2 separate regions of the Mus musculus genome follow, and region 2 is linked to region 1. Evidence: chromatin loops called from intact Hi-C (ENCODE). Cell type or tissue: heart. All regions are shown on one strand. Links, peaks and the distances in the headings refer to the core of each region. The heading gives the core; the rest is flanking DNA. Region 1 overlaps Armh1 (armadillo-like helical domain containing 1). Region 2 holds the start of Rps8 (ribosomal protein S8).

Region 1 (5,367 bases), core at 141-5,140:
AGATAGACCCTGTCACAAATAAGTAAGTAAATAAGTAAACAAACAAATACAATAACAATACTGATAATATATTTTTTGTTTGCATTTTGGAGACAGATTCTTGCTGCATTATCCAGGATAGCCTTGATCCCCAGCACTTAACCAACCCACTTATCTCAGCTTCTCTCAGCTGAGTCTGGCTAGACTTTAAAGTTGTGTGTGTGTGTGTGTGTGTGTGTGTGTGTGTGTGTGTGTGTGTGCACTCGCACACATGTGCATGGAGGTCAGAAAATGACATCAGAGGTCTTCCTTAGCCACTCTGTTTACATGTTAATGTCTCTAGCTGAACCTGTAACTCACCAATGTGATGAGCTGGGCTAACCAGCTTGCCCCTGGGATCTCTGTCTCTAGTTCCCTAGTGCTAAGAGTGCAACCCAGCCACAGTGCTAGCCCAGTTTACCTGGGTGCTGGGGACATGAACTCCAGTTCTCAAGCTTGCTTAACAAGTGTGTTAATGCCGGGCAGTGGTGGCCCACGCCTTTAATCCCAGCACTCGGGAGGCAGAGGCAGGTGGATTTCTGAGTTCGAGGCCAGCCTGGTGTACAGAGTGAGTTCCAGGACAGCCAGGGCTACACAGAGAAACCCTGTCAAAAAAAAACAAAACAAAACAAAACAACAACAAAAAAAAGTGTGTTAACTGCTGAGCCTCTCCTGCCTTATTTATTTATTTGGGAGGGGGTGTGCATGCCACAGGGATGGCAAGGTTGGGGGATAACTAGCAGAACTTTTCTCCTTCCACCATGCAACCCTGGGATCCTACTCAGTTGATGAGGCTTGGTTTCAAGTGTCTTTGTCCACTGAACCATCTCATCAGTCCTCCTCAGCTCTTAAAAAGCAATTCTCTGAAAGTATTTTTATCTGGGCATGATGGCATGTGTCTGTAACCGCCGACGATGGAGGCGGTAGCAGGAGGACTGCCACAAAATGAAGGCCAGTTTGATCTAACAGTGAAGGCTCCATGTCTAATAATTAATCCATCTATTTTTAGTGTTTCAGCATTGGTCTTTGAATACGGTGTAATTAAAAATGTATGAGTTAATCTATTTTTAGTGCTTCAACATTAGTATTTGAATAGAATGTAGTTAAAAGGGCAGCAGAACACTCAGGAATCAGAGAGCATGTGACTGGTCAAGTACAGCCTGCAAGGATATTCCAGTAGAAAAGAAAGAAAATTTATGCTGAAGCGTGCTTCCTCTGTGCAGCCAGCAGGTGGCAGTCTCGTCCAGAAGTGCACAGTAAACCGGTTTCCCAAGACTCTAGCAGCAAAGACATGGGTGGGCACCGTGGAAGTGACTGCATGTGTACACCAGCTTTAGATTTAGTCTGTTCGCTGTCAAGGCATGATCATCTTCATCTGTAAAATGATTTATAGACAGAGTAACAGAAAAAAAAAACTCTGTAGAATCCTACAGAGTATGAGGCTGAAGGGAGGTGCTGGTTAACTGAACTTTATGTAGAGGCATTCAGGCTTCCAGTTATGGAGGAAAAGGAAGTGGCTGCTCTTTATGGAAGGTTGCTGGGAGGAGGCACAAAAGGATTTCCGGTTACACAAAGTCCCTAGTCAAAAACCACCTGTGATGCAATCTGTCTGGGCAAGTGTCGGACCCCAACCTCTTCTGTCATGAAAAGATCTTCCCTAAGCAAAAAGGAGGGTACGTCATAGAAAAGCCTGTGCATAGCCACGAGCTGGCTAAGACAGATTTCCTTCATAATGTCAGCCCCTTTAAGAGAAGGGCGGCCTTCCAGACCTGTTCCTATCTACAAGAGGCCGTACAGTTTCTCTGATAACCAACTCTGATGCTGGGCATGGTGGCACATACCTTTATTCCCAGCACTCAGGAGGCAGAGGCAGGTGGATCTCTATGAGTTCAAGGCCAGCCTGGACTACATAGTTAGTTAGTTCTAGGCTATCTGGGACTATGTAGAAAGATCCTGTCTCAAAAAAACAAAAACAAAAACAAAAAAAACCCAAACAAACAAAAAAACAAAACAACAACAACAAAAAAAACAGTAGCAAAAAGCAATTCTAAAATGCCAAAGCCAAACACACACACACCTGGGATGGAATATTTTATTCTCCCGCACACACGGGATATCCAAGTGCTGGACCACTTATTTTGTTCCTTTGTTTTGTTTCGAGACAGGATTTCTCCATGTAGCCCTGGCTGTTCTGGAACTCACTCTGTAGACCAGGCTGACTTTGAACTCAGAGATCTGCCTGCCTCTGCCTCCCAAGGCAGAGGTCAAAGGCGTGCGCCACCACCAACTTTGGTTACTTGGCCACTTGTAAGGTCCTTTTGCCACAGGAACATTAACCCTGGTAGAAGCTTTCCTGCTCACTGGCCCCCTAACAAGGCCACTTGCCCTCAACTTCTTCATCTGTTCAGAGGGATCAGCAGGAAAGCACGAGGCATCCTGGTGCAGACAAGGGTGAGTTGTTTTGCTTTGGTTTTTTTAGACAGAGTCTTAGACAGCTTAGACTGGCCTCAAACTCTATATGAAGTAAGCAGTGGCCCTCCAGCTCCCGAGTGTTGCTCTTATAGGCACGTGCTGCCTCATCCAGCTTCAGGCTGTGGGCTTTCTGGACTTGAGATATGACTCTTTCCTCTTGAACTAAGTGTCCATGGCATCCACCTTACATCTGCTGATCACTGCCCCCTCTATCTCCTCAGCACAGGTCCTGTAGCGAGCGCATGCCCCATCCGGGTTGGCCAAGGGGTGGGGATGAGTCCGTAAAGTGCTTGCTCAGAGAGCAAATGTCTCAGCAGAGAGGCAGGGCCCTGCTTCTCTCTCTTTGGGTATAACCAGTGACAGCTGCGAACACAAAACACAGAACTGGCTGGGTGAGAAAAATCTTCATTTGTCCCAGGAGCTTCGAGCATTCTAGTTACATAACCAATGGAAGATGAAGCATTCAGTTTAAAGTGGGTTGGCAGAAGTAAATATTTATCTCCTGGAATATCTGACTACGTTGCAGAACCTGCTGCTCCCAGCCAGGAATTTATCATAAACATATCTTCTTACACTCCTTTGGAGCCTGGGCATCCACCCAGTCACTTCTCTTCACATCTCAGGCATAGACATATTTCCCAGGGTGCACTGGCATCGCTGTGGCATCCTGCTCTAGCTGGCAAAGTGACTCACAATCCAATAAAAGGAGTCAAAGCGTTCAGACCCAAACGCATCCCCATCAACCCAGCAGCAGAGCAAGTAAGAAACATTGGAGAGTCTGGGACTCTGGCCGCTGCACACAGTGGCTGCCAAGCATTCAGAGCTTCTTGTTTTGTTTGCATAAAGTTTGGGAGATGCCAGAGAGGCTCCAAATGCTCTGCGGCACCCCAGGGCTGGACCCTGTCCCTGTACAGTGTTTTCGGATCTGTGACTCCAGGTTAGAACGCTAATCAGATGGGCACGCCAAATGCAGTCTCTTGTCCCAGCACTCGGGAGGCAGAGGCAGAAGGATCTCTGAGTTCAGAGTCAGTCTGGTCTACATAACAAGCCCCAGTCCAGCCAGGGCTACATAGCCTAGGCCCCCATCCACTACAGTAGCAACAACAATACGAGCCACCTCTGAGCATCAAGAAGTGTCAGGGGCTGCATCAGAATTGACTTTGAGGGTACCCTGGAGGATCTCTATGAAGCACACAATCCAGAGACATGGCTGGCAGGACCAAGAGGACAGTGGGTGGCTGTTAGCACTGTCGTCTTGTCGTGGTTTCCATTCGTTCGTCTGAGACAGAGTCTGACTGTGTAGCCTAGATTTGTCAGGAATTAGCTATATAGAGCTATCCTCAAACTCAAAGCTCCTGCCTCTGACTTCCTCAGCCTCCCAAGTGCTTAGAGCACAAACTTGTTCCACTGTCCCGAGCTGCATAAAAAGTGTTTCTCCTTTTTGTTTGTTTGTTTGTTTGTTTGTTTTATTTTGTTTTGTTAATTCATTAAAAAAAACTTTAGTTAGATAGATAGAGGGTCTTTTTTTGTTTGTTTTTGTTTTCCGAGACAGGGTTTCTCTGTGTATCTCTGGCTGTCCTGGAACTCACTCTGTAGACCAGGCTGGCCTCAAACTCAGAAATCCGCCTGCTTCTGCCTCCTAAATGCTGGGATTAAAGGCGTGCACCACCACTGCCCGGCGATAAAGGGTCTTGATCTACCTAAAGCCTAAACCATGCTCAAATTCAAAATCCTCGTGCCCCAGCATCTGGAGTGCAGAGACTGCAGGCGTCTCCCTGTAGGAAGTATTTTGTGGAGGAAGCAGATGTTGTGGCTACCTTTCCTAGCTACTTCTGAGGATGTAGCTAAATGCTTGCCTAGAATGTAGGAGGCCCTGAGTGTTTGATCCCTAGGGATCAGATTTTTAAAAGGTAAATGTAATCTGTTCTAACCCAGCCCTTTCTTCCTCTAATCAAACCTGAAGCCCTTCAAGCTAAAGGCAGCTCTTTTCTGTGGGCCTCAGATCCGCAGCTCTGACCTCCGGGACTTTCTTGATGGGCTAGGCATCCCCTTCCTTCCCTCTGACTCCTACTCTTGTATTTAATCATGGGCTCCAGAATGGCAGGAAGGATGGGTAACCTCCCCCATAAGGTCTTACCAGTACTGAGCAGCAGAAGGTACTAGGAGAGGTGACAGAGGCAGCAGGGTAAAAGGTATGGTAGGTTTGGAAGGACACAGGGCCTCCCCAGCATCTCTCTCCTCCTCCAGCCATCGAGCTGATAAAGGACCTGATCCACTACGACGTGCGCTTGCCTCTGCTCAAGGGCCTTGTGGCGCTGCTCATGCCACCAGTCAAGGAGACATCCAAACTGCAGGCCAAGATCTTCAGTGGTAGGACTCCTCCATGGGACTGCCCCCTGGAAGTGGGAAAGGCTTCCTGGCTGACGGTCCCTCATTTCTTCAGACTCTTCGATTCTCCAGACCACAACCCAGTTACCCGTGTTCCTGCAGCAGGCTGCAGCTGCCAAGACCATTGGGTAGGGCTGCAGCAAGAGTGGGTGATTGCAGCAAGCTAAGCTGGACAATGCAAGCCCATGCATTTATCTGCCTCCTGCATGCTAGGATTAAAGGCGTGTCATGATCCCTGGCTCATAGATAGATAGATAGATAGATAGATAGATAGATAGATAGATAGACAGACAGATATGCACCACTCAGGAGGCAGAGGTGAGTGGATCTCTGTAAGGTCAAGTCCATCCTGGTCTACATAGAGAGTTCCAGAATAGCCAGGACTACATAGTGAGACCCAGTCGCAAAAAAGGAAAGACAAACAGTAGTGTGGGTATGGGCTTCTCAAGGAAGAATTGTAGATTACTGATTGTGTGTGTGTGTGTGTGT
Region 2 (5,367 bases), core at 202-5,201, 61 kb after region 1:
AAGCTCACTGGGTGGACTGAGGAAACAAGCTTAAAGAAGAAGTGTGTGGGCACTAGAGGGTTCCATGTCAGAATGAGTGCAGTGATTGGTACCCAGGTGTGTCTACAGGGTTTTAATGGTCACGTTGTGTAAAGATTGGGTAAAACAGTGAGTCAGCCCACGAGCCGAGGGGTGGAAGTCCTTGGCTTTGCCTCTCCTGTGAAGGGACGATTAAGGTTTACACCTAGGGCTTTCTGGGAAATAACAGACAGGCCCGGCCTAACCCTTCCTAAAATCCCCCATCTAGTTTCTTTGCGGTACGCAGAAGTTACTTCTTGCCACAGACCATTTCCATGGATGCTGGTTCTCCCAGCCATACCAATGACGTGGCTCTCATAAGGTGTGGGCCCTATGGTTTCTGAGCTGAAGACTTGAGGGGTCTTTGACTGCTGAGCAAGACCTGCTTCTGCATCACCCACCCATCTTGCTGAGCAAGACCTGCTTCTGCATGACACACCCATCTTGCAGAAGTTTGCTGGACAGCTGGCTATAGTAGCAATCCGTGATGTTCTACAAACCTGTCTCTCTTTTTTTTTTCTCTGATAATTTTTTTCTCTGATAATTCTTTTTTTTTTTTTTTTTTTTTTGAGACAGGGTTTCTCTGTGTAGCCCTGGCTGTCCTGGAACTCACTCTGTAGACCAGGCTGGCCTCGAACTCAGAAATCCACCTGCCTCTGCCTCCCGAGTGCTGGGATTAAAGGCATGCGCCACCATGCCCGGCTGATAATTCTTTTTTTTTTTTTATTTTTTATTAGGTATTTTCCTCGTTTACATTTTCAATGCTATCCCAAAAGTCCCCCATACCCACCCATACCCACCCTCCCACTCCCCTACCCACTCACTCCCCCTTTTTGGCCCTGGCATTCCCCTGTACTGGGGCATATAAAGTTTGCAAGTCCAATGGGCCTCTCTTTCCACTGATGGCCGACTAGGCCATCTTTTGATACATATGCAGCTAGAACCAAGAGCTCCGGGGTACTGGTTAGTTCATATTGTTGTTCCACCTATAGTACAAACCTGTCTCTTGTACATAACCTTCAGTCTCCTGAGCCAAGAGCTTGCAAATCCAGCTTAGGTACATTGGTGGTGGCTCTGACTTGCATGTGGCAGATTCTCTCTACCACTGAAGTGGCCCAGCTGCTGCTATGAGGGATACTATGGCAAATCCCAAGGTCAGGCCAATTCAGAAAACCTAGATGTGGTAGCTCGCCTATAATTCCACAAGTCAGAAAGGCTGACACAGGAGGATTACCAGGAGTTCAAGGCTAGGCTGGGCTACTGTGAGCATGTAAGACCCTCAAAAAAACAAAAACAAAGCTGGGTGGTAATGCAGCTTTAATCCCAGCACTTGGAAGGCAAATCACAAGCTTGTGCCTTCAGGCCTGGCTCAAGAACACTTTTAAATGATATTAAAATGATTAAATGATATTAAAACAAAATTAAAAATCTCTTCAAGCCAGGCGGTGGTGGTGCACGCCTTTAATCCAGCACTCGGGAGGCAGAGGCAGGTAGATTTCTGAGTTCGAGGCCAGCCTGGTCTACAAAGTGAGTTCCAGGACAGCCAGGGCTATTCAGAGAAACCCTGTCTCAAAAAAACAAAACAAAACAAACAAACAAACAAAAAACCCCAAAAAAACAAACACAACAAAAAAATCGCTTCAAAACTGTAAAATCGTGGGGGGGGGGGGGGCTGGCGAGATGGCTCAGTGGTTAAGAGGGCCGACTGCTCTTCCAAAGGTCCGGAGTTCAAATCCCAGCAACCACATGGTGGCTCACAAACATCCGTAACGAAATCTGATGCCCTCTTCTGGAGTGTCTCAAGACAGCTACAGTGTACTTACATATACTAAATAAATAAATCTTTAAAAAAAAAAAATCGGATACACGCAGTAAAAACCTCAGAATCAAAATTTAAAACATTTGAAGTTAAAGTTTAAAATTCAAAAAGAAATCGGTCAGGTGAGAGGTCCCTTTAAAAGTAGACGTTCACTGACATTCAAGGCGACGTTTAAGTTTAAGAAATAAAATGTACTGACTGAGCTCTCATCTTGTCTGACGCCGGAGCCCCACTGTCCTCTGCTTTGATTTCACTTGGAGGGGTGTCTAGTGCCTCAGTTTCTCCTCAGCCGGCCGCTTGTTCCTCCCACTGAGCAGTAGCTCATTCTTTAGCTCAGGCTAGCCCTCAACTGGTGATAATTCTCTGTCTCAGTGCTGGATTTCAGGTTTGACCCACTGGGCCAGACCAGATTGTCAGATACTTTGGAATTGGAATTTCAGGAACTGTGAGTCGACCTAAGCACTTGATGCTTTTGAAGAGACCCTGAGCACAGTTTGCAGTACCAATCTTTCCAGAACTAAAACTGTTTTTAATTTCCTTTTTGATTGCTAATTGCTGCCATGTAAGAGATACACATGAATTTTGTGTGTTCATATACAGGGTCAAGTCCCCCTGTGAACAGAGCGTTGGAGCTTCTACTACTTCACTTTTCCAATTAGGGCCCTTTACTCTTTTTTCTTTTTTGGTTTTACAAGTTTACAAGGGTTTCTCTGTATAGCCCTGGCTGTCCTAGAACTCACTTTGTAGACCAGGTTGGCCTCAAACTCAGAAATTCGCCTGCCTCTGTCTCCCGAGTGCTGGGATTAAAGGCGTGCGCCACCACGCCCGGTTTAAAAAAAAAAAAAAAAAAAAAAATTTAAAGGACAAAATGTAAGCACAACAGGCAGGCAAGTGTGCCCTATAGCTCAGCTTAAGGAGCCCGCCCTCCAGACCGCCCAAGGTCAAGGGATTTGAGGCGGGGTCCGCGTGAGTTCGCACGCCGCAGGACCCTCCCCTGTGCCAGCGTCCCAGGCTCGCCGCGGCCCCAGGTCCTTCCCGGCAACCGGAAGAGACGTAAAGAAGGCGGGGCTGAGTTTTAGAAACCGGACCGTGAAGCTTTGCGCTTCCTCTTTCCAGCCAGCGCCGAGCGATGGGTGAGTGTTGCTGCGGGCCGGGTCGGGCCGCGGGGGAGCGAGCTCCATCCGTCTCCATCCTGCCTCCCGACGCATGCTCGGCCCGACCATGGGCCACGGGCAGCCGTGGCAAGGGCCTGCGGTGGGCTAGGGCTGTGGAGATCGCTGCGGCCGCCTCCGGGGCTCCGGGCTGCGAGCGGGCCAACATGGCTGCCGCGGGCCGGGCCGCACGCGGATGATGACACCTGGGTATGCTGCACACTCCCGACTGCGTCGTGGGGAAGCCAACCTTGGAGAGCTGAGCGTGCGGGCAGCCCGCGCAGCGCGGGGCTCGGGAGCGGGCTGATTGGCCGGCGGCGAGGCCCGGTTGCTCAGGCTTGCGTCCTCGCTCCCACACACAGGCATCTCTCGGGACAACTGGCACAAGCGCCGCAAGACCGGGGGTAAGCGAAAACCCTACCACAAGAAGCGAAAGTATGAGCTGGGACGGCCCGCTGCCAACACGAAGGTGCGTGCGGGGGTCGGGGGGAGGACGACTGGGAGAGGCTGCCTTCCCCTGCGCTAGAGCGTGTTTGCTGGGGAACACGAGTGGCTGTGATCACCTTTGTAAGGCTCAGGTTTCTCGGTGCTGGCGACTGGACATGGAAGTGTGTCCACGTGCAGGGTCTGTGCACCCTAATCTCCAAGCTTAGGGTCTACTGGAGCCTAGGAGTGGGAGAGCTGCAAGCTTGGTGTGTTCCTTACTGGGGTTCTTCCTGTGTTAGGGGGGGTCTGGCTTTTTCTGGAGGTAACTAGGGTGATGAAAACGTATCCTTAGGCGTGGTTATGGCCGTCTTGGCCACCTGTACACCACTTGCCAATGCAAGGACTTGTCATAGTTACACTGACTGTTACCTCCGTCTGGTTCGGGTTCCTCTCCCAGTCCCCACTCGTTTTGATGACACATGTTCTGGCCTTCTTGTGTTCTCTAGATTGGCCCTCGCCGCATACACACAGTCCGAGTTCGAGGAGGCAATAAGAAGTACCGTGCCCTGAGATTGGATGTGGGGAACTTTTCCTGGGGCTCTGAGTGTAAGTAGGTGTTGAAGTATTTGAATTTGTTCTTGCTGAAAGATCCTGAGGTAGTTGGAGAATTCTTTGCCATATTCTGATCTCTTAACTCCTGCAATGAGAGGTGCTTTCTAGAGAATGTTAAAAAAAGATTTCAGTAATAAAAAAACATTAACTGCCCCAGCCCCTGATTGTGAATCTCTCTTTGTATGCAGGTTGTACTCGCAAAACAAGGATCATTGATGTTGTCTACAATGCATCCAACAACGAGCTTGTCCGCACCAAGACCCTGGTGAAGAACTGCATCGTGCTTATTGACAGCACGCCGTACCGACAGTGGTACGAGTCCCACTATGCACTGCCCCTGGGCCGCAAGAAGGGGGCCAAGCTGGTGCGTTGTCTTCCTGTAAGGGGTTGATTGGCTGGGGGTGGGATGGGTGCTGCCTTCTTGTGATGAAAATACTGTCCAGTTCTGCTACTGAAGGAATGAGATGAACACTTTAGTGCTGAAGAAGGCAAGCATGGCGACTTGGGGGGGGGGGGTTCAAGGAGGCTTGTGACTTTCCTGGTGACAAATCAATTCATATTCTTTTCATTCAGACTCCTGAGGAGGAAGAGATTTTAAACAAAAAACGATCAAAGAAAATTCAAAAGAAATACGATGAAAGGAAAAAGAATGCCAAAATCAGCAGCCTCCTGGAGGAGCAGTTCCAGCAGGGCAAGCTTCTAGGTGAGGTGGCTGTGGGGCTGGGGTGGGTGGACCCTTCCTGGTTCAGTGGGGTACATGTGAGTGTAGGTGGCTAATAACGTGCTGTGTGGGTGGAAAGCAGGTTGTGTAGCTGGGGGCAGGGGATGATGCGGCACTGTCTCGGTGATGAGAACTTTGTCCAGTTCTGCTGCTGATCTCTTAAGTGAGGATGAAGTTATCTGAGGAGACGGTTGGCCTTCAACGCCTGCCCCCTGGGTGTCAGGCCAGCGTGGACTTCTACAGGTGGCGTGGAGTGTCTTGTCCTTTACTGAAGACTGCCTGTTCTCTTTCAGCCTGTATTGCCTCACGACCAGGCCAGTGTGGCAGAGCAGACGGCTATGTGCTCGAAGGCAAGGAGCTGGAGTTCTATCTGCGGAAGATCAAAGCCCGGAAAGGCAAATGAGCCTCATGTGTAGTGTAATAAAGGTGTCTGCTGTTCTATCTGTATGCTGTCTAGGTGTTTGGAGAGGCTGGTTTTTTTCCTGCTCTCTGAGCAAACTCATCTCTACTGTGCAGCTGTAGTGAGGGGCCCAGTCCAGTAAAGCCAGATTTCCCCTGGTCTTTTGGGAACCTAGAGTGGA

What was found. A loop is a pair of places that touch in the nucleus more often than their neighbours do. Peaks named below come from ENCODE experiments on the same cell type or tissue, not always from the same donor. Only the 100,000 strongest peaks of a DNase experiment are listed, where the experiment ranks them.
Region 2: a loop joins it to region 1, with 2.3 times the contacts of the local background. A loop is called at or near these places in 10 of 42 quality-filtered maps.

The regions. Positions count from the first base shown.
Region 1 is chr4:117,214,932-117,220,298 of GRCm38, reverse strand. It overlaps Armh1 (armadillo-like helical domain containing 1), which reads left to right. Exons shown (of 13, transcript NM_001145637.1): 8 at 4,738-4,860; 9 at 4,934-5,006. Among named protein-coding and RNA genes, the nearest start is that of Gm23287, 6.8 kb to the right of the region's middle. In heart, for the core only: no CTCF peak of the experiment used is centred there; no DNase peak of the experiment used is centred there.
Region 2 is chr4:117,153,700-117,159,066 of GRCm38, reverse strand. Rps8 (ribosomal protein S8) reads left to right here and starts at 2,935. Exons shown (of 6, transcript NM_009098.2): 1 at 2,935-3,009; 2 at 3,390-3,496; 3 at 3,960-4,059; 4 at 4,254-4,429; 5 at 4,639-4,768; 6 at 5,080-5,231. The coding sequence starts at 3,006. The coding sequence ends at 5,189. Gm22980 (a small nucleolar RNA gene) reads left to right here and starts at 4,905; the gene lies at 4,905-4,974. It overlaps Snord38a (small nucleolar RNA, C/D box 38A), which reads left to right and starts at 4,493; the gene lies at 4,493-4,551. It overlaps Snord55 (small nucleolar RNA, C/D box 55), which reads left to right and starts at 3,219; the gene lies at 3,219-3,296. It also overlaps LOC115490046. In heart, for the core only: no CTCF peak of the experiment used is centred there; DNase peaks (open chromatin) are centred at 2,936 and 3,536; H3K4me3 peaks cover 2,916 bases; H3K27ac peaks cover 2,461 bases.